Regions from separate parts of the Homo sapiens genome. Here region 1 is linked to region 2. Evidence: chromatin loops called from intact Hi-C (ENCODE). Cell type or tissue: endothelial cell of umbilical vein. All regions are shown on one strand. Links, peaks and the distances in the headings refer to the core of each region. The heading gives the core; the rest is flanking DNA. Region 1 has its middle 72 kb from the start of LINC02543. Region 2 has its middle 130 kb from the start of LINC02543.

Region 1 (16,384 bases), core at 4,134-12,133, 53 kb after region 2:
TTAAAATGTGGTATATACCCTCAACTATTATTCAGCCTTAAAAAGAAAGGAAATTCTGACACATGCTACAAAATAGATGAATCATGAAGATATTCCACTGAGTTAAGTAAGCCAGTCATAAAAGGACAAATATTGTATGATTCCACTTCTATGAGGTTTCTAGAATAGTCAAATTCATAGAGAAAGCAGGTAGAATGGTGGTTACCAGAAGCTGGGGGAGGGTGAATGGATCGTCGTTAGAATTCCAGTTTTGTAAGATGAAAACAGTTCTGAAGATTGCTTGCATAGCATTATGAACATACTTAACACTACTGAAATGTACACTTACATGTTAAGATGGTAAATTTTACAAGTGTTTTACCACAAGAAAAAATAAAAATAATTTTGTTTTAAAAAAAGAACATCTAGCTCAAGTTAGACAAATTATCAGGAATTGAAATTAATGTTTGTTTTCAAGAATACATGTATATATAGTCTACATATTCTATATATATTTTACACATATATGTAGAAATAAAAAGACAATTTCAGAGAAAAGACTATTTTCTAAATTGTTAGTGATTGCCAAAGCAGAATTTTAAAAATAATTGTTATTGAAAGAGAAATGTGAAGATTTGAATTTGAATTATGAAATATATACTATTTAAGGCAAGAAGCAGAGGATTATTTTACTGAGGCCCACAGTCCCCCAAGAGAAAATTAAAACAGGTAAGGACTACACAGACATAAAATCAGCCCAATTTTCTTAAGAAAAATTTTTCTTAAGGGGAGATATAAATGTTATTTCTTAGTTTTAAGTGAAGAATAAGAAGCATAAGATTTCACACAATGAGTGCGACTATATAAATCCATACTTTCTCCAGCTTACCATTATGAGTAAAGATGAATAAAGAAAGAAAGAAGAACAGGGAGGCCACACTGAAGGCGGATGACATGGACGCACAGGGCTGGGTAAGTTCTGAAGGGCTGATGGAGCTGTTCCTTAAACCTCTTATCAGAGTTTGGAACTCAGCCAGCACCCTAACCAGCACCCTACCCTCAAATGATAAAGGAAGGTCACAGAGACCTCTGCATTCAAGTATTAGGTGGGAACACCTTATCTTTCCTGGCCTCCCTTCAGGTTCTTTGTGCAGACGGAACATTTATCTTATAAAAACTTTGAAGCAAGAATATGTCTCTTTCTTGCCCCCTCCTCCTGTTTTAAGTGCTGTGGACCAAGATAATTTTCCCTTTTTTGTCTTCCATAATATACTGTTTCCTGGCCTCAAAATGGGAACCACTGATTTGATCAGTGGTTTGAAAAGTGACCTGGTTTCTTTCCAGTGGCTGTAATTACTTCTACATGTCCCGTGTTCAGTGCAATTCGGTGACTTCATAGCGTTTCCAGGGAGGATGGCAGCTGTCAGTCCCATGGCCATCTTAAAGGGTTGTTGTAGAGCGAACTCTGACAGCCCTTTGAGATGGTCACGGGTTGTTGCTTCTGTGATATTGTGCTCTCCCTTACCAGGCCTAAGACCTGTAGGCCCCAGGCTCCTGTTAGAAAGATTTGAATGTTTAACACAAGAGGCTTTTCTGTTCTGAAAAACAGCTTGCCCCTGCCCTGATCCCCTTGATCTTTCTTGTTACACACAGGACTGAACAACCCATGGAAATCATGGAAATCACAGCAGGCAATAAACAACAATACCATCTTGTGTTCATGTAATGTTTGCACATACTGTATAACAGTTGTACCACCTTACTTCATATACAATCTCATTTGAGAACAATAGCAACCCAAGTTTGATAGGGCCAGTGTTATTTCCATTTTATAGATAAAGACTGGAAAGGGAGGCTCAACTAGAGCCAAAAAGTTTCAGAAACTTATCTAAGCCCACCCGCTAAGTTAGTTACAGAGTAAGTGCTACAACTCTGAACCCTTGACTCCAAAGCCAAAGAGAAGCAGGAGCCTAAGAGAATTGTGCATGATTTATCTTGCCGATAAAATAGGAGAGTTCCCTGACTTCCCTCACAGGACATGTGGCAGGGGTGTGGCTCATCTGTTCTATTGCCGCCCCTGCTCAAACCCCTTATGGGAGGAGGAGCATACAGATGGGCAGGTGCAGGAGCTGGGGTGCTGGGCTCCAGCCCCATGGCAGCATCCAGGAGTGGGAGCCTGTGACTCCCAAAGTCCAGATGGAAGTGTGTTACAGTGCGCTCTTTTAGCCTTGCTGTCCACAGACAGCTTAAGTGTTAAGCAGCTCAGTGATCCCTCTGCCTTTTTGCAAGGGCACAGGGCCAGTGTGACAGCTTTCTGTATCCCAAGCTCTTGTTCAGCATCCCAGAAGAATTGGGTCACACAAGGACTTGAAGGATGAATGCAGGGGTTTTATTGAGTGGTGGAAGTGGCTCTCAGTGGGATGGATCGGGAGCTGGAAGGGGGATGGAGTGGAAAGATGATCTTCCCCTGAAATTTGGCCATCCAGCAGCTGATTTCCTCTCCAATCATCCACAGCTAAACTCCTCTTGGCCTTCAGACATGTCTTTTCTTCTCTCTGCTGCACTGTTCTGCTCTTCTGTTCATTTGCTTGTCTCCTTCTCTTCTTCTGGGGTCTGGGCTTTATATAGATACAGGATAGGGGGAATGGTGGGCCAAAAGGCAGGTTTGGGCACAAAAGCAGGAATGCCTGTCCTCATTTGGGGCTGTGGGTATTCAGGCTTGAGGGTGGGGGCTTTGCTGGAGAATCGCCCACTTCTGCCCAGTATTTCCCTGTCTCATGTTCATATAACCAACATTAGAAGAGAGGGACAATATGCATCAGAAAAAAGTTCCGTGTCATTAAAAGACCACTTAGCCACTAGGCCTTAAGACCACCAGGTTTGAGGTTGCAACTATTTTCCCCACTCCACGCTGCATGAAACTGGATATATAGGGTCTTCAGTTGCTATGCCAAGTTTTAGGGGTCCTGTATTGTGCTGAGGAACCAGCACCCAAGATCTGAGCCGGGCCTTTTCAAGCCTCGGCAGACCCATTGGTTTCTGGGTGGCATCTCTCCTTTTTTCTCCTAACAGAGACTCCTTAGTGTTTCCTGGTAATTAGGAAAATGTTGAATGGCTTATGAAGTATTTGGTGGTCAATCATGCCTCATAAAATAGAGTTGCCAGGTTTTGCAAATAAAAATACGAGATGCCCACTTAAATTTAAATTTCAGATAAACTGCAAATAAATTTTTAGTAGGATATGTCCCCAATATTATATTTTATCTTGCAGCCTTACTCAAAGATAAATTAGAACACTAAACAGTTTGAGTTGTCTGGTTATGTTTAAGAGCTGCTATGGAAGCCATCTAATATTCTTGTGATTCTGTCCCCAGGGAATACCTCTTACTTTAAAAATGTTAATTTTTTGTCATCTTAACTCTAATAAGCCATTCTTAAGTTTCAGATAATTACATTGAAATTGAAACTCTGATCTCCTTATGAATTCACATTCCAGCGTGTTAAAGGGTTTCTTCTACATCTGAATTAATTGAATATTGGACAGGAGGAGGCTAGTAAATTCATCAAGAGAAATTTAATTTCTTTGTTTACTTGAAACACCTGAGCCCTTAAGCATGGTGTTCTAAATTCACCTAAAGCAAGATCAAAACTTACAGCAGAAAAGGGGAAAAATGAAACTGTGTATTGATGAGATTAAGATGGACAGAGCTGTATGCTGTTTACACAATTAAATGAGGTATATGTGAACATCTCCATGGTAACACGTCATATGGAGGCATTCAGAGTATGGGGAGATCAAAGGTTTGGTTTAATAGAAGGTTTGCATATGGACATTTTTAAAAATTGAAGAAAATTGTAATGTCTATGACAGAAAGTATGAAGGCTAGTGCATACCCAGAGAAATATACCACTTAATATTTGCTCATCAATTGAAACCCGCATTTTTCTAGAAATGCAAGGTTAAGAAAAGTGCAGGAGGATCCCGGCAAGCTAAAAGAAGTACCCATAAGATCAGAGTTTGGCTTTAAAGCCTGGTGTTTTCTGTCAGGTATGCCTGTCAACTCTAGCTCAATTGTACTCATCCTCACTTTACTGTGGTTCATATGGGCAGCTGTGTTTTCTTGCTTTGTGCCAAGCTCTAACCTTATACGTATTGGAGCTTTACATTCGGGCCCACGTTCACTCCAAGTTAGGAAAATGTAGTGGATATTTATTAGCCACAGCAGAGCTCCACTTCTGGGAAGGGAATCAATGAGTTACTGTAGCCATGGAGATAAAATGCTTTGATTGGGCCATCTCCACAGCCACAGGGAATCATTCATTCATCAAAGTCAACAAATATTCATTGACAGTCCTCTGGGTGCTGGGTGCGGCACTATTCTAGGCACTAGGATGTATCTGTTGTCTAGGGAAAAAAACAAACAAACAAAAATCAAAATCCTGGCCAGCGTGGTGGCTCACATCTGTAATCCTAGCACTTTGGGAGACCAAGGTGGGAGGATAGCTTGAGCCCAGGAGTTTGAGACCAGCCTGGGCAACATGGCAAAACCCCATCTCTACAAAAAGTACAACAAATTAGCCAGGCATGGTGGTCTGCACCTGTAGTCCCAGCTACTCAGGAGGCTGAGGTGGGAGGATTGCTTGAGCCTGGGAGGTTGAGGCTACAGTGAGCCGTGATTGCACCACTGCACTCCAGCCTGAGTGACAGAGTGAGACCCTGTCTGAACAAAAAGAAAAAAAAATCAAAATCCCTGCTCTAATGGGAGGATTACATTCTAGTGCGAGGAGACTGACCATCAAGACTGTTCATTTCTTTATTCCACCACAAATATTTATGAAGCTGCTGTGCACCAGGCACTAGGGAATGTGTATATATATATTTACACTATATATATATATTTTTTTTTATTTTTTGTTTTGTTTTGTTTTCAGACCGAGTCTCGCTCTGTTTCCCAGGCTGGAATACAGTGGTGTGATCTCAGTTCACCGTAACCTCTGCCTTCCAGGTTCAGTGATTCTTGTGCTCATGTCTCAGCCTCCTGAATTGCTGGGATTACAGGCACATGCCACCACACCGGCTAATTTTTATATTTTTAGTAGAGATGGTGTTTCACCATGTTGATCAGGCTCGTCTCAAACTTCTGACCTCAAGTGATCCACCCACCTCACCCTCCGAAAGTGTTTAGATTACGGGCTTGAGCCACCGCGCCCGGCCAACACTAGGGTATATTAATAAGCAAAATAGACAATAATCCTTGCCTTCTGGAGCTTACATTATAGTGGGAGGAGCTAGACAGAAATCTTAGCAAATTAGTATGTCAGAAGACAATAAATGCTATGGAAAAAAATAGAGTAGGATAAGGAGAGACAGCGATTTCTTGGGGGTTGAGGGGTACAATTTAAGTGGGTGGGCAGAGAAGCCTCACTGAGGAGACATAAAGACCCTGGGGGAGTGAGGGGCATCCGACTGTCTGGGTCATAATGGTCCTTTGGTTCAGGAACAGCTATGTAATTCAAGCCAGGCCAACCAACGCCTCTCCCTGGGATTTTTCAACCAAAGCGGACTAGAACCCACCATTTTTTCTCTCCCTTCAGGGAGCTGCAGGGAGGAAGCCGGGGGCTGCTAACAGCCATGCCTCTCCTTCAGGAGAAAATGATGATGGAGGAGAGAAAGAACAGGAGACAGGACATGGACATGGAGGTCCTGGGGGCCTGGAGAGCCGGGTTCATGGGGGCCCGGAGCCCACTCTGCCCCTGTCTCTTCAGCAGTTTGATTATGTGAGCCATTTTCCTTTTTTTGTGTCAGCTAACTCCAGTTGGGTGTCTGTGACTTACAGGCAAAGGGGGAGACCACACAGAAGGGAAAGGGAATTTCCAGCCATTCTGGAGCAGCGTATTTGCTGGAGAAAAGTCACCTGAGGCATCCATTCTCCACAGGCTGGTGCCCCACACAGGGAAAGCTGGGCCCATAGGCCCTGCCCAGAGTCATGCTTCCCAGATGTTTGAATATTTAGGGCTTATACATTTTCAGAAGGAAAAACAAAAAGTAAGTTGGGCTGGCCACTTTTTAATTTCATCCAATGAGGATAAGAGAAAATAAATAATCGGTGATCAACTACTTTCACCACCATTTCACAGGAGATGTGCCATGCTCGAACTCCGAAGGTGGAGGGCATGGTTCAGAATAAAGGATAGCGTTGTGAATGGAATAAAATAATGTGATGAAAGCCCCACTTTATTTTCTTGTCTCCCAAAGGACTGGGGAAAGCGCCTCTGAGAGCAGCCCCCATGAACCACTGCAGTGGGCTCAGAACCATTGCCCTGAAGTGCGTGGTGGGACTCAGAACTTTCAGGAAGACACAGGGCCAAAAGGGCCAGACTCCTCTTTCCAAATCCTGATTAGGTGAAGTTGTTTTATTAGACATTAGATCCCCCAAGCAAAAGGATTTTGTAACTAGCAGAGAATTGCCTTGCCTTGGGGAAAATAGACTATTGCTACACCTTCCATGACTGGAAAGAGAGGAACCCAGTGTCTGCTGACCTGGAATATTTGTTCCCCAAGAATTAGCCTTTGAAGAGCTTGCTCCTCTGCCTGTTTGAGGAAGGCAGTACAATCCTCATGAGCTCTATCCAACCTTTCCTGCCAGTCCCCAGGCCTCAGATGCTCCCTAATAGCCATGCTGTGTTACCGCCTTAGAATTTCCCTTTTCTCTAGGACTGTTGTTTTTCTAAGCATTGCCTTGTACTAGTCCAGATGTTGGTGAAGTTTTTCTGTAAAGGACTGGATAGTAAATGTTTTAGGCTTTGTGGGTCACATGGTCTCTATTGCAACAACTCAGCTCTGCTGCTATTATGCAAAAGCAGCCACAGACAATATGTAAACAAATGGGTGAGGCAGTGTTTCAATAAAACTTTATTTACAAAAACAGATGGAGGGCTAGATTTGACCCACAGGCCACAGTTTGCTGACTCTTACACTTAGCCCGTATTTCAAAATGTGAAGTTTAACCCTCCCTTTCTGTTAAAGACACTGATGATGTTTGTTACCTTTACCCAGGGGTGGAAGGAGGAGGGACTGAGTTGTTCTTTTACTGATACCCTAGGGTCTGTGACTTTCCCTGTATCTTTCTTATTACTAAGACCTTGTGCCACATTTATTCTCTTTTTAAACAGAACCCCAATTTTTTTGTTATGGTGGGTTTATCTTATGAATTTTAAATAATTTCTCAAACCAGGAAATAAATTCAATGTTTTTGTTATGAGTTAAATTTATCCACCCCACCCCACATCAAACTCGTATATTGGATTTTCAACCAAAGCTGACTAACCCCCAATACTGCAGACTGTGATCTTATTTGGAAAAAGGGTTGTTGCAGATGTAATTGGTTAAGTTAAGATGAGGTCCTACTGGAGGAGTAGGGTGGGCCCTAAATAGAAAAGGGAAATTTGAACACAAACACATAGAAATGGGAGCACCACGTGAAGATTGGAGTAATGCTGACACACGCAGAGGAAATGCTCAAAGCTGGGAGAGGTCTAGAACAAACTCAGTCCTGTTCTGGCACCTTCAGAGGGGACAAAGTCCTGACGACACCTAGAGCTCAGACTTCCAGCCTCCAGAACTGTGAGAGAATAAATTTCTGATTTAAGCCACTCAGTATGCGATACGTGGCTATGGAAGCCCTAGCAAACACATATAGTTCTGTTATGAAATGGGCTGACCCAAGGTAGACTAATGATGAATCTTGACTTTCTCAATGGGTACATGTCAGTATCACCAAGATGGAAGGTTGGGCATTTGTGACCTGGGGTTGTAGATTGAAAAAGAGTTGTTGACATATTCCTGGGTTGTTCCAGCTTTAAAGGAGATGCCATTTGGGCCTTCTTGAGAAGAAAGGTTTCATTCTTGAACTCAAGCTCAGAGGCCAGACCACTTGGAAGGGCCTGCCAGCCACAGATATAAAGCTGTACCAGGTCTCCCTGGGAGAATGCAGGGCTGCAGGCCAGCGGGGGCCCCTTCCTTGTGTGTTCTGGTCATCTGGCTTCCATCAGTTCCTCTGCCCTGCTGGCTCAGGCTTTCTTCTTTAATCCTTAAGGTATTTTTTGCATCATTTAAGTGTTTCTGCTTCCTGCTGATACCAAGATACACAGAAGTTGCCCGGAATGTGGTGGAGTGAACTTAAATGTGAGTCACACAATCAAATCTTTTTTTAAAATTGAACAGATTTTTGTCTCTATCCGCTGTATGCATGTGTTCCTCACACCAGCTTTCTGCCCATACCATGGGAAGGAGAGACTCAGAGGGTCCTTCTCTGAAAACATGTACCAGGGACACACCTTTCAGGAATAAAATTCTTCCCTTTCTTTACGCCTCACTGGGCAATGTCCTGGAAACCAACAGAATTCCAAACACCGCTGTCTATTCCAAGATAAGAACACAAATGGCCCTCTGGATAGATAAGCCTGTGGAACTGATGCTTCATTGTCATTCTTCCACTGTACAAATGTCGACTGAACTTCCAACACAGACCCAACTGTTGGCACCACTATTCTGTAAGCATTCCAAAGGGTATGAGAAAAGGGTGTGTTTGCCAACATTTTCATCCCCAGTTGTAAAAGAGGCCCATAGTCCCACAGACGCTCAGCATTGATTCTTTTAGACATCACCTCGACTTAGCACAGTCCACTAGGATCTTCATAAAGGCATGTTTTGCTACAAGTTTAGCATCGTGGTTGCTATCTTATTTTGCTTTGTTAATTTTCCCATCTCCCCTTCTTCGCTTCACCAAGCTCCCTGACTCTGACACCCAACCATCTCAAGGCTTGCATGGAAGTGTGTACAGTTGCCCATTAGTGCTCTCTTGCCAATATGCTTTCTGTACCCCTGGGTCCTGCCCTGGCCATCTTCCCTTCACTAGCAACCTGCCTGAAGTTCACTGCACTTGAGCATCATTAATGGTACTTTATAATATGTTCTTATTCCTCCTTCTTCTCACCTTCCAAATGTCCCAATCCCATGACCCATTTCTGTAGACATCTGCTCCTTGGCAGCTGGGAGAAAGGAGGAGGCACCATAACAGGCAGGATGGGAATGGTTGCCACTGGCTTGGCAATTGAACAAAGATGGCAGCTGGGCTCTCTGTTTGTGTGACTTCACTTGTTCTGTGAACTGAAAGGTCTGGCAGGGTTTGTGTTGCCCACCAAGAGAGTACGAATCACTCCATCCTTTTGTGTTTTATACAGGCTTTCATCAGTGTATACATCACAATTAGACTAAACCAATTACTTATTGTCATGCCTGTCTTCCCTGTTAGGAAATGGCAATGACTTTCATTTTTCCATCAACCTAAAGGCCTTTAAAGGTCTTTGTGCCTGCTAGGTGAAAACTGGAGCAATAGAATGTTAAAGCTTTGAGAACCTCTGATACAACCTTCTCCTGTCATACAAGGAAACTGAGGCTCAGAAAGTTGGCTTGCTCAGCAGAGATGAGGGAATGTCTGCTGGCTTTGAAATCATATTTATCTGTGTTCAAAGCCTTCCTCTTCCGACAGCTGGATGACCTTGTTCAAGACATATCTTTCTTTTTTTTTTTTTTTTTTTTTTTTTTTTTGAGACGGAGTCTTGCTCTGTCACCCAAGCTGGAGCACAGTGGTGCCATCTCAGCTCATTCCAGCCTCCGCCTCCCAGGTTCAAGCGATTCTCCTGCCTCAGCCTCCCGAGTAGCTGGGATTATGGGCGTGCGCCACCATGCCCAGCTAATTTTTTTATTTTTAGTAGATACAGGGTTTCACCATGTTGACCAGGCTGGTCTTAAACTTCTGACCTCAGGTGATCTGCCCGCCTAGGCCTCCCAAAGTGCTAGGATTACAGGCGTGAGCCACTGCGCCCGGCCAAGATATATCTGTCAACCTCTGTTTTCTCATCTGTAGAAAGAGAATACTGCAGTGATAGCCACTTTGAAAGGTTGTTATAAGGAATAAACAAAATAATACCTGTTAAGTGACTAGCACAACTGTTGACACCTTAACGAATGGTAGTTCATTCACTTCCCACCAATCCTCTCCCATCCTGGGTCTATGACTCCCCCATGAATAGTGAAGAGTTCTGTGCTCTTCTCTCTATTTCATGTGGACTTCCTAATATTTAATTGCTTAAGCTAGTGGTGAGAGGTTTTGCTTTGCAGTCAGTATTTTCCAGATGGCACAGGGATTACCAGAAGGGCTACCTCCCAGTGGGCAATGGTAGTTTCCCATGTGCTCTGCACCTAGAATGAAATAACAGGATTTAGGCTGTCATAGAAAACTCAGAATCAAGTACTCCTTGCTGAGTGGCCTTTGAAAATTTTTGTCCATTTGGACATATGGATGGGAAGCAGTACAGGGCAGTGGTTCAGAACATGGACTTCAAGTCAGACAAATATGACCTCAAACCCCATCTCTGCTTTTCATTATGTGGAGTTGGACATGTTACTTAACCTCACTGTGCCTCAATTTATTTATCTGTAAAATGGGAATAACAATAATATCTTCCTTAGAGGTTGTTGTAAAAATTAAATGCAGTAGTATACACAAAGGACCTGGCATTTGGTGGGCACTCTCATGGTGGCTATCATTGGTATTACTATCATCTCCTCTGTTAGAAAGTGGCTCAGGAATCAGTGGCTTGTACTCTAAAACTCAGTGGGAAAAAGTCCCTTTAGGAAAGCTTATCCACTGCTGGTGGGAATGTAAATTAGTTTAGCCATTGTGGAAAGAAGTTTGGTGATTTCTCAAGGAACTTAAAACAGAACTATCATTTGACCCAGCAATCCCATTACTGAGTATACCCAAAGGAATATAAATCATCCTACCCTAAATACGCATTCTGTGTATGTTCATTGCAGTACTATTCACAACAGCAAAGACATGGAATCAACCTAAATGCCCATCAATGGTAGACTAGATAAAGAAAATGTGGTACATATACACCATGGGATACTATGTAGCCATAGAAAAGAATGAGATCATGTCCTCTGCAGTAACATAGATGCAGCTGGGGGCCATTATCCAAAGCAAGCTTACGCAGGAACAGAAAACCAAATACTGCATGTTTTCATTTATAAGTGGGAGTTAAATATTGAGTACACGTGTCACAAAGAAGGGAACAATAGACACCAGGGCTTACTTGAGGGTGGAAGGTAGGAGGAGGGTGAGGATCAAAAAACTATCTATCAGGTACTATGCTTATTACCTGGGTTGATGAACTAATCTGTATACCAAACTCCCCCAACATGCAATTTACCTATATAATCAATCTGCGCATGTACCCCTGAACTTAAAATAAAAGTTAAGGAAACACAAGTTCTTCCATAATGCTCTTAACTATTTGGATTTGTCACTGGTTCAGTGACCCTGAAATTAATATTTTTAAACATCATCTATAATTACTTTGAACTGTGCTGGGTATCATGATTAGAGAGAAATTTGAAACCATGATTTGTGTTCCACAAAATTGTAAAATCCATTTGGACAGAAGATAGAGGATGTTTTACTTGATGGAAGGCTAGACTCTGAGTCAGGAAAACTGGGCTCTACTCTCAACTCTGCCATTAACAAATTATGTGATATTTGGCAAACTGTCATTGGCTTTGCCTCAGTTTTCTCAGCTGTAATGTGAGGTGGTTTGAAAATTTTCCAGCAGGAACAATCATTTGTATATTCGTACAACAGATTAAATTGTTTTTGGGGCTAGAGATACAGAAGTGAGCAAAATAGACAAAGCCCTGCCCTCCTGGGGTTCCAGTGTTGAGACAGAGATAGAACATGCAAGAAAACATCTAGTGTGTCGAATGATGATCAAGGCCACAGAGAAAACGCAGCAGGGAAGGGGGACAGGAAGTACTGGTACAGATTGGGAAGTTGGCTGTCATTTTAAATAGCATGGCCAGAGAATGCCACACAGAGAAGGTAACATTTCATCCAGGCCTTAAAAGGAAGTAAGGAAACCAGCCATGTGGCTGCCTGGGGAAAATGTCTTCCAGGCTGGTGAAACAGTAAACATATGAGAGAGGGGCATGCCTGGCATGGGTGGAGGAACAGCAAAAAGGTGAGTGTGACTAGAGCGAGTGAAGGAGGGGAGAGGAGATGAAGTGAGAGAATGGATGGCAGGGAGGCCCAATCCTTCAGGGCCCGGAGGTCACTGGACAGATCCTGGCTTTTGCTCTATGGGAAATGGCTGCCATTGATGAGTTGAGTAGAGGAGCAACATGGTCTGATTATGATCTAAAGGATCTCTCTGACTACTGGGTAAAGAATAGTCTAAGATGGAACAAAGGCAGAGCAATACTCAAGATGAAGGCTGAGGTGGGAGGGCCACTCAAGCCCAGGAGTTCGAGGCTATAGTGCATTATGATCACATCTGTGAATAGCTGCTGCACCCAAGCCTGCACAGCATGACATGACCCATCTCTATTAAATAAAAAAATAGTCAAGATGAGAAATGATGGTAGCTTGGATCAAGATCCCAGCAGTGAAGGTGGTAAACAGTGGCAAGACTCAAGGTATATGTTGAAGGTAGAGTTGACAGGATTTGCTGTCGGACTGGGAGATAAGAATGAAAAGAAAAATGAATGAAGAACTCTTGGCTTGAGAAACTGCAAGGATGCAGTTGATGTTAAGATGGGAAACAGTGTAGATGCGGCAGGTTTTGGGGGAAGATCAGGAGTTTGATTTTGAGAAAGTTAACATTTCAGATGCCTGTTAGGCACTTCAGTGGGCAGCTGACATATGAGTCTAGAGTCCAGGCAAGAGCTAGATCTGGAAGACGTCAGCTTATAAATGGCATTTACAGCCGTGAGACTGGATGTAAGGCATGGTTGTAGAAACAGAAAAGAAGTCCAAACCCTGCTCCTGAGGTCTCCAGTGATAAGGATCGGGGAGGTGTGGAGAAACCAGCAAAGGTACCTGAGAAGTATTGGCCCAGGAAATACAAGGAAATCCAGGAGAGTGTGATGTCTCAGAAGCCAAGTGTGGAAAGTATTCCAGGAAATCTATAAACCTATGACAAAACAGTCTGAAGAAATGAAGAGATGGCCTTCAGAGATTCATGCGTAGGCATGGATTAGAGTCCATTGTTCCTGAGGTTCCTGAGAGCTTGGGGGCAGGGCTGGTATTAGGCTCAGAACAGGAGGAGGATCTAGGTGGAAGTTGTTTATGCAATTACCTTTCAGCCTTTTCTAAGCAGGTTATACACAAGACTGACAGACTGTAGTTGGGCAATTAAGTAGGACTCAGAGGGTAGGATAGAGTGTTGAAAGAAAAAAATTAACATTTTAGATCAAAATTCATCTCAACTACAAGCTATTAAATGTCTTTCCTGTGTTTCTTTCCATACACTTTTAATTATTTCTTGGTCAGAAACATCCTGTTGGTGAATGCCTAGAAGGGTCAGCCATTCCCCAAATTCTTTTGAAATGCTGAGTTCTAAGTTATGAAAGTTGTTTCTCTTAGAAGGGCATCTGAAGATGAAAGTCAACCTCTCCCCTGCTCAGCAGTGAATTACATTGGCCTCTCTTATTATTCCCTCATTTTTATGAAATGGAGACTCTTTCACAATGTTTAATGGGCTCTTCACATGTTATTTCACGGACCATTAACATAACTGGATAATAGAATTGATGGTTAAAATACCCTACTTATCCCATGTAAGGTGTGAATACGCCACGATTAACCCAGGACAGAAGAGGGCAAGAGCAAAGCCATCCGACACAAAGCAAGAGTGGTTCAGAAGCACAGGAAGTGGGTGCCCTGCCTGCCTGTTTGGGAGAAATAATAATGATCATAATGGCTATCATTTATGTTCTATACTCATCCCCTTTTCCAGTCTGTACACAAATTGTATGAGGCAATATTGTCCCCACTTTTTAAAAAAGTAAATTACTGAGGATCCCCTGGCCGAAGGGGTGTGCTATCAAAGGTGCCTGAATAACGACCTACTGCAGCCTAGCCCAAGTGGCACATCAAACTCACCATCATAGGTGCCCCCCAGAATTCATGTATTGAAGCCCCGACCCCCAGTACTTGATGTGTGGCTGTATTTGGAGGGAAGGCTTTTAAAGAGGTAATGAAGATTAAATGAGGCCATTAGGGTGGGGCCCTAATCCAGTAAGTCCAGTGTCCTTACAAGGAGAGAAAGAGACCCCAGGGATGCGCACACATAGAAGAAAGGCTGTGTGAGGACACAGCAAGAAGGTGGCTCTCTGCAAGCCAAGAAGAGAGGCCTCAGGAGAATGTGACCCTTCCGGCACTTTGATCTTGGACTTCCAGCCTCCAGAATGGTGAGAAAGAAATTTATGTTTAAGCCACCCCAACTGTGGTATTTGCTATAGCAGCCTTAGCATACTAAGATAGGGTGGTATCAGGTCTGCGGTAGACATATTTTGGAGCACTCTTTTTGTGAAATGGACACTCTTATCCTCTACTTAATTAGCGGTGGTGGGGAAGGTGTCATGTTTGTGCCACACGACCCTTGGCTGCCTATAGCTGTGGACCAGGGGTATATGGCAGGCTCCTGGCAATCAGATCTCTGTCCTGGGAGTTTATAATTGGAAGACTGAGAAATGGAGTCAGTTAGACAATGAAGGTCAAGGCAGTGGTGATGCCACAGAGTCCTGAGGCCATGGGGGTCTGTGGGTGAGCAGAAAAACTTGGCCTTCCATTGGAGAGAGCAAGGGATATGTGGAAAGAGAGAGGGACTCTGTAGTCTCAGAATCAGAGAGATGAAAGAGAAGCCACCTGGTGATGTCTGAGTCCTGTGAGACCCTGCTTTGCTTCCTGCCCTTGGATTCTGGGAGCATCTCTGTATCCTTCCAATAAGTCTTCAACTCTGCCTAGTCTGAGTGGATTTCTCTTCCTTGTGATCAAACCGAATCAGACACCAAGCTCAGGCTCTTTCCATGTGTATAGTGTGCTAGGCCCATCTAAGGCAATCCCTCACGGCCCAGCAGCACTCCTGAACATTCAGGATCTTTCTCCTTCAGTACAGCTTTATTAATTCTACAAAAGCATGTTAGATGCTGTGTTGGTCAGGGTTCTCCAGAGAAACAGAACCAGGAGATCATATATACAAAGAGACTGATTTGAAGGAATTGGCTTATGTGATTGTGGGGGTTGGCAAGTCCAAAATCATGAAGGAAGCCAACGACAGGTTGGAATCTCTGAGGCAGGTGGTTTGATGTAAATTAAGGATAGGAGTTGACAAATGTTTTCTGTAAAGGGCCAGACTGTAATTATATTAGTCTCTGTGGGTCATTGTTTCTGTTGCAACCACTTAACTCTGCCATTGTATTGTGAAAGCAACCACAGACATTATGTAACTAAATGGGCATGGCTGTGTTCCAACAAAACTTTATAAATACTGGATTAGGGATTTCACATAATTTTTTAGTGTGTTAAAATATTATTTTAAATCTTTTTGATCATTTAAAACTTAAGAAACTTACTAGCTCACAGGCAGTAGAAAAATAGGGTGGGTAGTTTGGCTCACAGGCTCATAGTTTACTGACCCCTAATTTAGAACAATAATTAAAATATTGCAGTTAAAGAAGATTCACATCAAAACTTCTATGTTGTTCAAAAAGACAATGATTGAGTAAATTGAAGTACAATCACTTCTAAAAATTTTTGCAATTAAAGTAATATAAAGACTATATAGCAATATTGAAATGCTGTGATAAATTGCAAGTGGAAAAAGCAGACTCCAAAATTACGTCTACTCTGATTTTAACTATGTTGCATGAATCTTGAATAAACTATGTGCAAATTATGTATGCACAAGGATTGAAAGGGAAAAATGAAAGCTGTTTGATTTGAATGAAGCTGGGACTGTGGGTAATTTGTTTTTGCTTAAATGGGAGTATCGAGTTTCCTTCTAATTCTCAGGTTCTATGATGCCATTACCATGGACATTTAGTTTAAATAATTTATTAGGCCATCCCCCTTTGCAGATAAGGAAGGAAGAGGACGTAATTTAGATTGGTCAGAGATCAGAGTTTCAAGTAGTGTTCCAGTTAACCATTGCTGAGTAACAAACAACCCTACACTTAGTGGCCTCAAACAACCACCGTTTTATTAAGTTTATGGATTCTGTGGGTGAGAAATTCAATCAGGGCACAGTAGCCATGGCTTGCCTCCACCGTAAGATGTCTGTGGCTTCAGCTGGGAAGACCTGAATGGCTGCAGGGGACTCAAATGTCTGGGTTCTGCAGCATGCTCTTCTGAGATAACATCTTCATTTGCACTGGAATCTGGGCAGGAATCACTCCTAGGACGGTGAGTTAGTTTCCTAAGGCTTTCATAATGAAGTACCACAAACTGGATGGCTTAAAACAACAGAAATTTATTGTCCACAGTTCTGGAAGCTGGAAGTC
Region 2 (16,384 bases), core at 5,330-13,329:
AACTTGATAGACTTAACCTTGATAAAGTTAATTCCTGAAGACTTAAAGGGTGATTCCTACTAGGAATATCTGCATTTCAATAAGCAACTCTTGAAGCTCCCAAACCCTGAAAGCCCTAAAGAAATGGTCTTTAATGAAAATGCTTTGTTCACAATGACAAGACAGGTACAGAGGAGGTTTTCTTCCTGGGATTTTATTTTCTACATAAGTGGCCATTGATGCCCTTACTTATAAAACTATATGTCTCTAGGGTGAGATTCCAAGTCTAAATCTAATACAATTTTTTTTAATTTTCAGATTTTTAGAAGAGGCCATTTTATAAGGAAGACACTTTCATTGAATGTGTTTTCCAAGAGAACTGTTGCTAACAGTATGTTACTTATGTGTCCTTCGTAATTCCCATGTGCTTGTCCCATGAATAGATCTCACTCTGTTCCCAAGAGCAACAAACCATTCACAACAAGACCTGATGAAAACAAGTTATTTTCAAATTGATTTTCCTTTCTGTAAAAAGCTCTTATCATCCAATTTACTAAAAAATTTCTTCTAATTAAAGGCTCATTATTTAAAAAAAAATACAGCTTCAATCTTTATGCCATTAGGTAAGAACATGCTCTGAAAATCAAGTAGCTTTCAGCAGTACAAAAGAAAATGAATTCTTTGAACTGGGAGTTGCGTTGGAAAGAGATTGCTACCTGGAAAGCTGATCAATACCTTCTGTGTTTCAATCCATAAATGTATGATAATCAGTCAGGAGTGGCAGCTGTCACACTCCCCAATGTTATGGAAAGGATTACAATAAGCAAGATAACAGAGTTACCATTTCATCTTTCAGCCTCCATGCTTACAGTGCCTTCAGCTGACGGAGGCCAGAATTACTCACCTGCCATTCTCAAAACCCTTCTTATTAAAAGAATATAGTGATCACTTAGTTACTTTAGACTGGTGGAGCCTGTGTGTTCTGCTGGAGTTCATGAATATTACAATAGCAGAAAAACAGCACAAGTTGGCTCTCTATATCCTTCCAGATAATGAAGAGTTTCTTAGGGGCTGAATAGAGTCTCTTTTAAGAAAGGATGGGTTTTTTTAACCCACGTTTTTATCCATTTTACCTGAAGAAATCACTATTTACAAAGAGAGAATGGGTATCATTGGGTGAAAGTTCGCAAAACCATTAAGCAGAAACATTCATTGATCAACCAAGTTCTTTCTAACTAATTCACTGGAGCCTTGCTGAATACAGAAAAAGTCCAGGAAACAAAGAGTGAGGCTTCAAGTGGTGGTCAAATTAATGGTCAGCTGGGAGACTGCTAGATACCCAAGTCACTCCCGTATGGGCAGACGGTGAATCCACAGGGGTCCCATCAGGAGAGAGAAAATACACAGTCATTTACACAGGGAAGTTTAATATAAAAAATTGCTGAGTTATGATAGGAGAGCAACCATCAGGATGTAAAGATAACCCTAAAAGATACCATAGGGCTGAGGGAGAGTATCTAAGGAGGGACAAACTTGGGAGGGCCCCCACCCACCAAGCCTGGGGTTCAGACCTTGCTGGAGAAGGGATGGTTGCAGCCCAGTGGTAGCAGATAATTTTGCTGGGTTTCCAGTTCTAGCTCATCCATTGGTGCTGAGCAACAAGAGACAGCCCTCTGAGATACAGGCGAGTGGACAGGTGGACAGGGGCACAGAGGGAGTCAGGGCTCCATAGCGGGTGGAAGGCCTGTATCGTTTGGTGTCCACATGGGAAGGGCCATGGGAAGGTGGTCACCAGACCCAAGCAGGACTGCACTGGTCACTGAGGGACTGCAAATGTGTGGCTGGGGCAGAACACCACCAGGTATCTCTGCACCCATGCCCCATTGACAGACTGTGGTAGGGATAAGAAAAGCAAAATGTGGCAACTAGAGCCAGGAAGAGAAGCCTCCTTCTTCCTGGAATGTCTCTGCAGTACCCTCTACTGACAAAGCTTCTATCACTTTCACTCTAAGGGAGAAATGCTTTGAGTCCAGTGGATTATGGCAGAGTAGGTATGAAGGGTGACATTGGATCTGAGAGGCAATACATTGATAACTGGCTCATTTATAATGATATAAAGCATCTAAAAGTGGTGAGAAGTAGGAAGGGGGAAAGGCCTGGCAGTCCCATTACTTCCTATATCAAAGGAATTTGGCTTTTGTACTGATGTATAAATACAGAGGTTTGTAGAACGCCGGTCTATATGGATGATGGAAAGACAGTAACGATGTTCTGCTTGGGCAAAATTGTGCAGCCAATCTATATGTTTAACCAATTGCTTACTAAACAATTAACTTTGTTACCATTAGCATAAATGAACAGGGTCTGCCATGTATGTTGTCAATGCCCCTGCCCCACCCAAAAAAGAAAAATCTACCAAGTCAGGTTGGTGGCTAGGGGTGAGTTAGAAGGAAGAATGGGTTGATGTTTCAGTTTTCAGACAGCTTATGGAGAATTGATCAGATAGCTAACCTTTGGCAACAGTTAAAAGGGCCCCTCCACTTTGGGAGGGCTATAAGGGAGGTGGAGGGAGACATGGAGATGGCTTTGACTATCAGTGCTAAAAAGATCTGGGAATCAAAAATAGTATCTTATAAGGCCCCTCCCTGACTTTCTATTACCATGGGAATGTGACACCACTCCACATGCAGCCCATTTTAGACTCTCCCTGACGTTTCCCTTAGCCCAGTTTCATCCAGATGGTGATGCCAGAGGGGAGGGAGTGGTAGAGTTGGGGGCTCAGATCTGGGTCCTCATCTTTCTTAGGAATTGCTGGATCCCTCACACTTCTGTGTGTAGGTTCCAGCTCTACATCTTTGGAGGCACTTTCTGTTCCCCAGGAGTACTTAGAGCTACATGTTACTGTACCGTCAAGCTAGGTTCTGAACTTTAGAATGCATTTTTAAAATTAAATACGAAAAACCACCATGGGAGTCAATCATGAGATGAGCACGTGGAAAAATGCAGTTGCTTAGGCAGCAGTGTGACTGCCTTTGATTGGGAGCAGAAAAACAGCCAAATATGTTTTCCATTGATTATAATAAGGCTACACCTAATTTGTCAGAAAATAGCGTATCTCATGAGTGTGGATCTTTTCAACTTTATAGACATTAAAATTCATACCAAATTTTTAAAGAAGGTGATAGGCCCCAATAAAAATAATGACTTAGATTGGGCCTGTAAGCCATAAAGTAATGGGGAGTTGCATAATCATTTAATATAATCAACTTAATTGTATGTGTGTATGCATACATAGATAGATAGAAATAGATATATCTAGATATCTATATAGCTACGTGTTGATATATATACACACATACATATACATATATACATACATACTTATATGTCATATATATGGATATATAAATCTGTATTTTTATATACATTGCATAGCTCAGATTCCCCAAATAATTTCTGACTCTTCATGTTACTAAAATTTGGTTTTACCAGAGGTTATCTTGTGCAAGAAATGGTCAAGAATTTTAACAGGAATTCATTATTCAACCATTAATAGTTGCCATTAGGATGAAGAAAATTGTGTGTGTGTGTGTGTGTGTGTGTGTGTCTGTGTGTGTGTGCAACATTCTATGAAATGACTTTTGCAGTGATGTTCTGTTGAATAACAGAGTGACCTGAATGATAGCAGGACACAGTGTGAACATGAGGGTTCTTCATACGTGAGTTACGTTTAGAAGATAATTCTGTTTGGAAGCCTTTTCTATTTTCAGATCTTATTAAGCCCTGTGAGGTCTCTTAGACTTACTTGTCTGGAATCAACAATGAGTAAGAACAAGAACAAGTGCTAACTCCATGAAAGGCCAAAGTATTTCTCTCCTGAGACAAGTGGCACACACGTGGGTGAGCAGTGCTGTGGAATATGAGGGCGGTCAGTGCAGAACCAGCTGGAGAAATCAGGAAGAGCTGAAGTCAGAGGAGGGCTGAGAGAGCAAGTTTGAATGGACTAGAGTTCTCTTACATATGCTTGAGCCTCACATCAACCCCGTGAAGAAGGGAAAAGCAAAAATTGTCATGTTCATTTCATGAATAGAGAAAAACTCAGAAAAGTCAGAGGATTTATATGCCCAAGGTCACAGCTAATGTATAACAGAGCTGGGATTGGAAACCAAGTCTTCTAACTACAAATGCCTTATTCTTTCCACTTCATCACACTGACTCATATCTATCTGCCAAGTTCCTTCCCACGTTTTAATTTTTTTTAAAGCCATGGAGTAAAAGCTTAGGTATTAATGGTGAATGGGTGACGTACTTCATTTTATAAGGATAAATGTCTTCTTTGGTTGCTAAATTACAATAACAGACTCTAGACATTTTCATAAAAAGTATTTAATAAAAACACCTAAAGAGTTTCTTGTATATCAAAGTTAAATGAAATAGATTAAGTAACAATAAGGAGAGCCTTTGATCAGGCATCATAGCCAAACAAGGCTTGGTAACATTTCTAAGGAAGTGCTAAGTAAATAAAGAGACTTTGTCTTGCTCTAGGAAGGAACACACAATGTCAAAATTTAACCAAAATTGTTCCTGGAGAATAAAGTTTCCATGTCACATTCATGTGATATATTTTGTTTGGGATCTCATGGGATGGAGAGGGGATGGAGAAATAGAAAGACATTTGTGAATTCTTTTTGGCTTGTTTCTTTGTAAAGAAACAAGAGCTAGTGGCTTTAGGAATGGTGGTAGGAAATAGAGTCCTGGGTATAAATGAAAGATGCTGGGTTAGATCCTAACTGGAAACGATTCACCACATTGCTAGCCAGCAGTTATTCAGCAATCTGGATAAAGTGATTTGATGTCTGTTGTCATACTGGGTGAGCAGAAAACTCAAAGGCCTGGTCCTATTAACCAACAGCCAACAACCATTCAGAACAAGGTACATTTTCTTAACTGCTTCCTATACATCAGGCTGTGCCAATCTCTTTACATGGCAGGGACCCACTTAAGACTCCAGAACAACCCTACAAGGGAGTAAGGTTATTTTCTCCATTCCACAGAGGAGCCAACTGAGGCTTAAAACTGGCCTATAATTTTATTTTTTAGTTGATTCAGTTTTTTTCTTACATATAATCTTAATGAGTCTTTGAGGATGTGAAAAAAGGTTTGTTCTCTACCTGAAAAGCTAATTTTAAAATACAAACTAATTTGATGAATTTCCTACCACAGGGTATAAGAATAATTATTGAATCTTAGGAAAGCAGTGAATTCTTCTCTAGAACTCATTTTTAAATAGAGCTAAGATTTTGGGCCAGGGTAAGAATAGTCATGGGATTGGATCACCGGCTCCTTCATGTCCCTTCAAAGACCTGTTTTTCCATGATTCTATAATTTACATTCAGATTAAAATGCAGAGTTGAAAGGTGCTTCTATTTTGTGTTAGTAAACCAACTGAGCTCTTTTCTTGATGACCTCCTATAGGATAAGATTTTGAGAATTGAGGCTGGTTTTGAGGAGAGGTTGGGATGTAGATGTAGAGTGTTGGATGAGAGCAGCTAGGGAATCCAAGGACAGTGTGCAATAGCATGACCAGCACAGGCAGCCAGAGAGAAGCCAGCAATCTACTACTGAGGTCAGGCAAGACCAAACCAACAGGTTCAACATGGCAAATGGGAGGCAGATCCCAGAGTTGTTTGAAGCATCAAAAGAGAGGGAATAAACCATTTTTGGGGTTCCTGTACTTTCACCGGAGGCCAAAGAAGGAGCAGTTGTGGAGCTCAGGTAGCCGAACACATGGTTTTGAACGTGAGCTCCTGGCCGGGCGGAGTGGCTCATGCCTATAATCCCAGCACTTTGGGAGGCCAAGGCGGGCAGATCACGAGGTCAGGAGTTCGAGACCAGCCTGGCCCATATGGTGAAACCCCGTCTCTACTAAAAATACAAAAATTAGCCGGGCTGGTGGCATGCACCTGTAGTCCCAGCTACTCGGGAGGCTGAGGCAGGAGAATCGCTTGAACCCAGGAGGCAGAGTTTGCAGTGAACTGAGATTGCGCCACTGCACTCCAGCCTGGTGACAGAGTGAGACTCCTTCTCAAAGGAAAAAAAAAAAAAGTGAGTTCCTTATTAAAATCATGCCCAACTAATGTAAAATCCTATTGCTTTTTAGTTTTTGAATGTTCTCATAGTCCTCCTAAAATAGTAGTTTTTTGGTTAAAAGAAAAAAGTTGAAGTGATTTAAACTTGCTTTGACCTGGCTTCAGAGAGTTTCAGTAGACCTTACTAGATATCTCGAGACCATTTATACAGTAACCTTAAAGCAATAGTTTTCAGTTTTTTGCTGTTGATGGCTGTAAGCCAAATTTTATTAAGAATATCAACATTCAAAACAATTTTGCTGCTCTGTATGAGGAAAGTTGCAGGATTAAGCATAGTGTCTGCTCTTACCACCCCCAACACCCTCTGAGGCTCCAGGGGCACCTCCTAGGAACCCTTAGAACTCTGGGGAGAATATTTTGGAAACTATTTCCTTGAAGAAAGAAAATCTATCCTGTTGGTAACCTCTGGAAAAATGATTGGAAAATTGTCTGTTACCTTGCCCTTAGAAATTATAGAAAATTGTTTCACATTTCATATGCCCAAAGGTATAATACATGCATAATTATGGATGAACTGTCTTTGCATAAATTTTAAACTATTAAAGCAATTAATGATTAATGACTAGATTAGGGAAGATGCTCAGGCTCTATTAGAATCTCAAGTCCACCAGCCCCTCCTGAAAACAGTAGATTAAAGGGACATTCAGGGAGTATCTTGTTGAGGGTAGAGGACAGTAAGAAAGAAGGATTTCTGGCCTCAGTGATTTTATCATAAGTTCAGGTATGTGATGTTAACTGAGCCAAGTTAAAATAAAAACAGGAGACATTCAAAAATGTTTACATGTAATATTAGGATGAAAAGAGTATCTTAGAAATGGCTGTTCTGCGTACTAACTGCCTCTGAAACTAAATTTGCCTGGGCCCTGTATACAATTGTGGAATTGTAATTGGTAACTTTTTCATAATCTGTATGTATACACATAGGGTGTATCAAAATACAAGCCTATCCATTAAAATAAAAATCAACATATTACAAAGTGTCTACGTATTTTTGAGACACATAATCCACAGGTTGACCATAAACACAAATGTTTCTGTACTCCTTGTATCATAGCCAAATTGTGGGTATTTTGAGAACATTTAGGACAACTCTCTTTTATTTAACTTGAAAATGGTTGGTCGTTCACTTCAGAATTTGCCATCTTTTCTATCTTGTTATGTCAGCCACATCAATACTATTGGCAACGCTTTTAAATCCATCAGTGTGATACCAGATGTGAGTTTTCCTATTTTAAATTTCTGCTTTCTTTCTCATATTATAATGAATATGGCAATATGGTTATATGCAGTATTACTGCCAGTCAAGGGTCTTATTATATACTATTATTACATATAGCAATATTTTATTGATTTATTTATTTTAATTTCAATAGTTTTTGGGAAACAGGTGGTTTTGATTACCTGGATAAGTTCTTTAGTGGTAATTTGTGAGATTTTGGTGCACATGTCACCTGAGCAGTGTACACTGTACCCATATGCAGTCTTTTATTCCTCAGACACACAGCAATATTTTAAAATCTCTAATGCTATCATCATCATGATCACAAAAAAAGATTTCTCAAATGTACTTTAAAAGGCCGCTCTCTGAATAATTTATAAACTCTCTGAGCTTCAGTTTCTTCATAGCTATAAAATGGGGGCTAATAATATCTACCTTCTATAGTTATGATGAGGATCAAATGAAATAAGGTATGTAAAAATGTAGTAAACTCAAAGTACTATAAACATCAATGGTGGAGATATAAAAACAGAAGCACAGGAGATAGCTCAGATGGTAGCCACATGAAAAATACCCCTTTGATTTTCTTGCTGTCCTGGAGTCGTCCTTTATGGTTCATGTTTCTATTCTCTAATGGACATACATGTGTGTGGGATAACTGTGGTTTCCATTTTTTGAATGCAGCTCCATGTCTTCTACATGCTCAGATGAGTAGCTTGGGGAAACACTGCAAATGCATGAAAACTAAAATACAGTTCTACACAAAGCATCCAAAGGTCTACAAGCTTTGTGAAATCAGCATGTTTGGTTCTGACACAAATAGAACCAGCCACAATCTAATTTGTTTTAACTCTTCCCCAAGGAAACACAAGTCATCCCATGAGATTTTTATAAATTGTCTGTTGGCCTTGCTGTCTCTTTCTCTCCTTTCATCTGGCAAAAATAATGTCTTGGTTCACAAAGCAAAACTCGGTTATTGATTTAATGCCAATAATTCTGGCTTCTTATGTTCAAGGTGTTTTCAAGTGATCATGGTAGAATATGCGGGGCTCTTCCTGGGAGGGTACAAAATGGCATGGAGCAGAAAATAGCATGAGCCCAATGTAATATTCCAGATAAATAGAATTTCCAGGCTTTTAAGTATCCTTTAAATTTGTTGAGGGTGACCATGAAGACTGTTATGTGGGGTGACCACAGAAATTTTCAAAAGGAATAAATGGCTAGTTTGATACTTCCATCTGATATCGTCATCTCTGAGCCTATGTTCCTGCCAGGAGAGCTTTCTCCTGCCCTCTCTACCTGACCAACTCCTACTCATACTTTAAGACCCAATTCCAGTTTCACCTGCTAGAACCACATGAACCTAGCATGATCTCTTGCTCCTTAGAATGCCTATCATACCCATGGATATGTACCCAGGGCATTCTCAATCATGGGCTACCTTTAATTGGCATTTTACATTTCATGTGCACATGTCTTAGCTGCTCAGTGAGGCCACAAGCTTCTTGAAGGCTAGAATAGACCATAGTATCCAAGGTTCTATATATAGTTGGTCCTCTGTGTCCACAGATTCCACATCTGTGGATTCAACCAACCACAGATCAAAAATATTCTTAAAAAAAAGAATTGAATGGTTGCACCTGTACCTCACAGACTGTTTTTCTTGTCATTATTCTCTAAACAATGCAGTATAACAATTATTTACATAACATTTACTTTGTATTACATATTATAAGTAATCCACAGATAATTTAAATTATATGGGGGATGTGCCTAGGCTATATGCAAATATAACGCCATTTTATATAAGGGACTTTATATAAGTGACTAGGTTATAGGCAAATATTACACCATTTTATATAAGGGACTTGAGCATCCTCAAATTTGGTATCTGCAGGGGTCCTGGAAGCAATCTCCCACAGATTCTGAAGAACTATATCTGCTATGTGTACAATAAATAGCTTTTAAATTAAAATGGATTGATTTGACAGAAAAATTCAAAGGTTTGGATAACATTTTCCAAGCAGCTGAACATAAAATTTCAATAAAAATTCTGCCATTTGGAATGTCAGAATATGATCTAAAAGCTTGACTTGACTGTTAGAATACAGGGCCTCCAAGGAGGATGAAAGCTGCTTTTGAATAACAGAAGGTCAAAGAAGTAGTTGGTTAATTTTCTTTGGTTTTGGAAAAGGAATTGAAAAACCAGCCTGTTTTGCCTACATATTGAAGGACTGTGGTTCTAACTTCCATGTGCAATATCAAATCCTACCCTTGATTTGGGCATAAGTTGGATTGAGAAACCTCCAAGGCAAACTTTTAAAAATTACTCCCACTCTGGTTCACAATGTCAGAAGAATTAGGAGGCTACACATGAAGCCCCAGATTAATTTTGTTTTTGAGACAGAGTCTCATTCTGTTGCCCAGGCTCGAGTGCAGTGGTGCAATCACAGCTCACTGTAGTCTCGACCTCCTGGGCTTATGTAATCCTCCCATTGCAGCCTCCCAAGTACCAGGGACTATAGGCACGCACCACCATGCCCAGCTAATTTTTAAATTTTTTGTAGAGCCTAGGTTTCACCATGTTGCCCAGGCTGTTCTCAAACTGCTGGGCTCCAGTAATCTTCCCGCTTCAGCCTCCAAAAGTGCTGGGATTACAAGGCATGAACCACTACGCCTGGCCCCCAAATTAGTATTCATGGAAAAATTTAAAAGAGTATTGTACTTATCAAGCAGCTTTGGAAGAGCTTCTAAATACCCATGAGAATTTGCAGACCTTTCAGTGGAGAAGAGCTCTGTTGTGATCTAAGTGATCTAAGCAGCAGACCTGGATGCAGACAGCCTCTGGTTTTTCACAGTGTGAAGTTGGGATTACTCACTCTTCCTGTTATTTTCCGATCCTTTCCTACTTTCTGCTCTGTTTTCTAAAGACTTTCCAGTTTTCACTGTAATCCAACTTATTTCTATTTTGGGGCAAGCATGAGCATGTGTTCAGTTCTCCAATTTGGGAGCATCAGTTAATTTTCAAAATGTGTGTCTTTAGTGCATGATTTGGGAAATTTCTTCTGTGGGCTATTTTTATTGTTCTCCTTTATCAGCTGATGGTATCCCAGAATCTGAGAGTTGGTAAGAGCTGGTTTTGTAACCAATCTTGCACAATCATCTAGCCCTCTGCCTGCCTGTCAGATATCTGAGTCCATGGAAAGAAACTACAGTCATTATATTCAGAATTGTAAGTCCCTCCATATCCAGAAAACTTTCTAATGAACACCTGGCATTCCACAGATTATAGCGTGAGAGTCTTGGAAGAGATTGAACTTCTTCAAGGATTATTTTTTCTTGAACATTAGTTTCTTCCTAACGCATTCCTAAAATTTGATGCTCTTTTATTCTTAAACATTTCCAGGGAAGAAAAATTTACTGCATGCTCTGGCTTGGTTTTAATGCTTGACAACCCTTGAAATCAGAAAGTTACATGAAACCTAGACTTTTGCTGCAGTCTATGCCTGACCTCACTTTTTTGGTCTTAACTGGAGCCTGAATATCAATTACCCATGCATTAGATACAACCCATTTGTATGGAGCTCTAGGGGGTGAAAAATTCTGGCATGGGCCATTCTGTTTGACCTCCTCTCTGGGAATGAAAATGACCTTCTGCTCCTATCTCCTGTGCTGCACCATACGGGCCACCTGCTCTGATCTGTTTTGCCTCCCTGTGTTCCCTGGACACGCACATCTTGCTTGTTCCTCTCTCTGCTCTGTGCATGCTGTGTCCCCATCTGGCATACCCCACATCTTTCTCTCACCACCAGAAGGTAAACTCCAGGAGCCGACAAGCAAGGACTTTGTCTCTTTTGCTCACAGCTGTATCACGAGGTGTGTCACAGCCATATCACTCAGAGCGTATGCCTGGAACCGTGTCAGACATGCCACACACACTGGATAAGTGACATTTAATAATTGATATTCAAATTCTACCCAACATCAAGGCCTTTGCCCAAGGAAATAGAACAGCATAAACCATCATTCATGCAACAAAACTGCTGTCTACACCACCAATGAGTGTCTACAACAAGTCCAATACTGCTCCTATATTTGCAGTGACAAGAAGATGGAGTTGACTCCTCATCCACAGTACATGTTTTTGTTAGGTAAAGAATGAGCTGCCTACAATTGTTGATGAGTGAAAATATTGTGTCTCAATAACACATTAAGTTAATGTCCAATTCCAGACCCAGATCACAATAAGATAATAGATACCATTTATTGAGAGTTTAGTATAGTGTGCCAGGCACTATTCTAAGGGCTTTATAAATCTCAACTCAATAATTCTCTTTACCATTCCATGTGTTAGATATGGTCATTATCCCTATCTTACAAGTAATGATACAGAGGAACAGAGAGATTAAGTAACTTGCCCAAGGTCACACAGTTAGCAGAGCCAGGATTGAGACTTAGGTAGGTCTGGAGCTTTAATTTCTATGCCACGCTACTGTTCTCTTTGCCACATCGCTTGACTTTAGGTCTCGTGTTCCTAACCTCTACTTTCTCCTGATGGGGACCACCTTCCATACTACGGGAATGCGACCTCCCTCTGCTAAACACAAACACTGGCACTAAGATTCGGAAACTCACAGTCAACTGTTTCCTTTCTCAACCCACACTCGGCCTCCTCAAGGCTCGCGTTCTTTAACTACTTTCTGTTATTTATGAACACATCTGTCTCCCCATTACACAACAAGTGACTTTGAGGACAGCAAATGTGACTTACTCATCTCCCCCACTCCCTCCCTCCACATTCCAGAACACGGTACAGTGCTCTGCATATAATAGGAATTTAGTAAGCATTTGTTTAATAAATATGTTTAGGGAATTTTTCCTGTTCTTTTCTTTTAAAGCCAAAACTACTCACAAGGGTTAAAAATGTTAAACCTCATCTGTCACCTCTGAGATGGACTGTAGGGAAAACGAATAAACAGTCCACTCCAGCTGCAGGAACCTAGGCCCCAAGGAGCATCCAGAAAGCCCTCAAACCTGAAGACTAAGCAGTCTGTAACACATGAGGCCATTTATTAAGTCAGCAGTGGCCAGTGAATGAAAGGTTGTATTTTCAGAGAAGAATGAACTATAACTTCAGAAGACAGCTTCCTTTGTGGAGGTCTTAACACAGTAAGCAATATTTTGTGGCTCTTTTGGTAACAGTTCTTATCTGAGAATGTCTGTGGTAGATTAAAGATGGCCACAGATGCTTTGCTACTGTTTCCTTTGAGCAGTAGAATCTAACTCCCCTCTTCTTGATTCTGGGCTGGGCTTAGCGACTTGCTGGACCAATCAAATGCAGAGCAAGTGACACTTCATGGCTTCCACGTCGAAGTCAGAAGAAGCCATTGGCTTCCACCTTGGCCTCTGGGCACACTCACTCTTGAAACCCAGCCATTGTGCTGTGAGGAAGCCCAGGGAGCCATGGAGAGGCCAACACGGAGAGGAATCATGGCCTCTGGGAGACAGCCACAGCTGGGGTCCCAGCCGATAGCCAGCAGGGATTTGCCAGCCATGAGAGTAAATGGTCTTGGAGTGGATCCTCCAGCCCAGCCCAGCTCCGCCAGCTGATGCACCTGGAGCAGAGATGGGCCATCCCACCAAGGCCTTCCCCAGTTCCCGACTCAAAAAAAAAAAAAAAAAAAAAAAAGAAACTGAACAAAATGAAGTCATTTTAAGTCACAAGCTTAAAACAGCAATAATGCTGAAACCAGCACAATGAGAAACAGCCCATCAAAAAGCCCATCAAAAAGCTCTTCACTTTATAGGTGATTTTCCCCAAACATACCCATTGGATTACATATTTGACCTGCCTTTACCTCTTGAGTCGTGGTGTTTTAGAAAGAAACTGTTCACTTCATAGGTCAAAACTATGTCAAAGAGAGACATGGAAAAAAAGAAACCCTGTGGCTCTGCTATTCTAAACTGAAATTGTAAGGGAATTAACATGTGGCAGTCTGCTCTGAAAAAATTCAACACATAATCCCATGATTGATTTAAATCCAGATTTATGATATGAAGAAAATCTAAGCCTTTAACTAGATCAAACAGTTACTAGATCAATTATTTCAAAGAAATGTTAGACCGCTGGTATAAGGCCACCCTGATGATAAAATAGGCAAAATAAAAATAGCTTCCCACCTCTAACCCTCAAAGCCTACCATTAATGGTTGATTCACTTGTCTTTATAAGATCCTCTTTTAAAATGCAAATATTCTGAAGGTTCGTGCATTAACAGTTAATGCAGCCTTCAGTTATTCACAAGCTAGACTGAGTTACAGAATTCCAGTTCACTGTGTAGAGGTGGGGGAAATGGAGTGGTTCTTGGTGAGCAGCTGGTAGCCAGCAAGGGAACATGTCACCTGGGAGGGAGGGGAGAAAGCTTGGGAGGCAGCAAGGTGTGCAAACAGTTAGGTGGGAAGCATCTAAAATTTTCTTCTACTTTGCTGGCTTCCTTTAGGCTGACCAAGCTACTGGGACTTACGAGAGCTTTTGAAAAATACAAGGCTAGAAAGGGTTAAACAAGACAGCCAGCAGTACTGAGTCGTTCCTTCCAATTAATAACTCTGTAGGGTCTTATAGTATTTTGCCTCTTCCCAATTTCACCTCCTTGCTGACCCCTACAACTGGTAGGATCCCCCGCCAGTGCTCTTTGAAATTGAGTTTGCTTGACCTCTTGAGTGACTGTGATTCTCAGCTGAATGGGATATTCCTGTCTTTGTTCTCCCCATGTGGCCTCAAATGCTCCTGGCCTTATAGCTTGTCAGCTCATTATCAGGGTGTTCATAGAACAGTTAGAAACCCTAAAGCAAGATAGTTAAACAGGTATTTTCCTCAGGGCCCACAGAAGCTCTCTGCTACACACTGACTAGGGAAGTCCCCATCACTGGCCATGTCCTTTGAGGACACAGAGGAAAAGTACCCAGTTGCTTTCACATAGTAGTTCACCGAGATTAATATTTACCTGGTTCAAATCCTTTCCTCATTACACTAAAGAGCTTCTGCACAATCAACAGAGTAAACAGTTAACCTACAGAATGGGAGAAAATATTTGCAAACTATGCATCCGACGAGAGCTAATATCCAAAATCTTTAAGAAACTTAGACAAATCAACAAGAAAATAGCAAAGAATCCTATGAAAAAGTGGGCAAAGGATATAAACAGAAACTTCTCAAAAGAAGACACACACATGGCCAACAAACATATGAAAAAATGCTCCACATCACTAGTCATCAGAGCAACGCACATTAAAACCACAAAGAGATACCATCTCATACCAGTCAGAATGGTTATTATTAAAAAGTCAACAAATAATATGTGTTAGAGAGGATGCAGAGAAAAGAGAATGCTTATATACTGTTGGTAGGAATGTAAATTAGTTCAGCCTCTACGGAAAACAGTATGGAGATTTCTCAAAGAACTAAACATAGGACTGCCATTCGACCCAGCAATCCTACTACTGTGTATCTACACAAAGGAAAAAAAAATCATTTTATCAAAAAGACACCTGCATTCAGTGTTTATAACAACACTATTCACAATAGCAAAGTCACGGAATCAACCTAAGTGTCCATCAATGATTGATTGGATAAAGAAAATACGGTGGCCCAGTGTGGTGGCTCACGCCTATAATTCCAGCATTTTAGGAGGCCGAGGAGGGTGGATCACCTGAGGTCAGGAGTTCGAGACCAGCCTGGCCAACATGGTGAAACCCCATCTCTACTAAAAATACGAAAATTAGCTGGGCATGGTGACGGGCACCTGTTATCCCAGCTACTTGGGAGGCTAAGGCAAGAGGATCACTTGAACCTGGGAGGTAGAGGTTACAGTGAGCCAAGATTGCACCATTGCACTCCAGCCTGGGCAACAAGAGCGAAACTCAGTCTCAAAAAATATGTATGTATATATGGTACATATACACAATGGAATACTATGTAGTCATAAAAAGAATGAAATAATGTCCTTTTTAGCAACATGGATGGAACTGGAGGACATTATCCTAAGTGAAATAACTCAGAAACAGAAAATCCAATACTGCATGTTTTCTCTTATAAGTGGAAGCTAAATAATAAGTACCCATGGACACAAAGATGGAAGCAATAGACACTGGGGACTCCAAAGCAGGGAAGAAAGATGGGGGGCAAGGGTCAAAAAATTACTTATCAGGCACTATGTTCACTATTTGGGTGATGAGTTCACTAGAAGCCCAAACCTCACCATTACACAATAGACCTGTGTAATAGACCTGCACATGAAACCCTGAACCTAAAATTAAAAAAAATACTTTCCTCATTGATTGTTTCATTTCTTCATATGGCTAATTAGTCACAGAGAAAAGATTATTCTCCTCTGCTGTGCCCAACCCCATACACTTCATGCAGGTCTTTCTTCAAACGGGGGACCATTATACTGGTGTCCATCTCTTTGAAGAAAAGGAGAGGGAAAATCTGGAGTTTGAGGCTCTGTTTCTTATCATAGTCTTTTTCATCTTTTAATTTTTGTTCAACCTTATCTACTATGGCAGAAACTACCAATACCTGAGTTTTCCTTTTGGAGGCACACAATTAGACATATTTCCCATCCTGTGGCATCTATGTGAGACTACAGAACTGATTCCTATCAACGTGACACATCTCAGGGAGGCAAGGTGTGTTACTTGGAGGGCTAGGTGTGTCTGCTATGCTCTCTCAGTCTTTCTTTATACATCTCATAAATGTAGAGAACTCTGACATACAGTCACAAGTTGACAGATGCCTGGATCCCTGAATGATTGCATGAGCAGAGCTCTACATCGACCACACTGAAATGTGACTTGACCGGGAACTTTTTTATGTTACGTTACATTGTTTGTTTTAGCAATCAAGTCTACCCTGACTCATAATTGCCAGCTTTTTCTCTTCTCCTTTCTTATTCTCTCTGGCCAAATGTTTGCTTGGTACTCTGTTCCTGAGTCATTTCTTGAATCTTCAACTGACTAACTCACCAGAGGCTACTTGT

The links. A loop is a pair of places that touch in the nucleus more often than their neighbours do. Peaks named below come from ENCODE experiments on the same cell type or tissue, not always from the same donor. Only the 100,000 strongest peaks of a DNase experiment are listed, where the experiment ranks them.
Region 1: a loop joins it to region 2, with 2.5 times the contacts of the local background. A loop is called at or near these places in 3 of 110 quality-filtered maps.

The regions. Positions count from the first base shown.
Region 1 is chr6:15,914,605-15,930,988 of GRCh38, forward strand. No RefSeq gene overlaps it. Among named protein-coding and RNA genes, the nearest start is that of LINC02543, 72 kb to the right of the region's middle. In endothelial cell of umbilical vein, for the core only: no CTCF peak of the experiment used is centred there; a DNase peak (open chromatin) is centred at 8,017; H3K27ac peaks cover 1,914 bases.
Region 2 is chr6:15,860,355-15,876,738 of GRCh38, forward strand. No RefSeq gene overlaps it. Among named protein-coding and RNA genes, the nearest start is that of LINC02543, 130 kb to the right of the region's middle. RefSeq lists a silencer at 1-20. In endothelial cell of umbilical vein, for the core only: no CTCF peak of the experiment used is centred there; a DNase peak (open chromatin) is centred at 10,217; H3K27ac peaks cover 1,267 bases.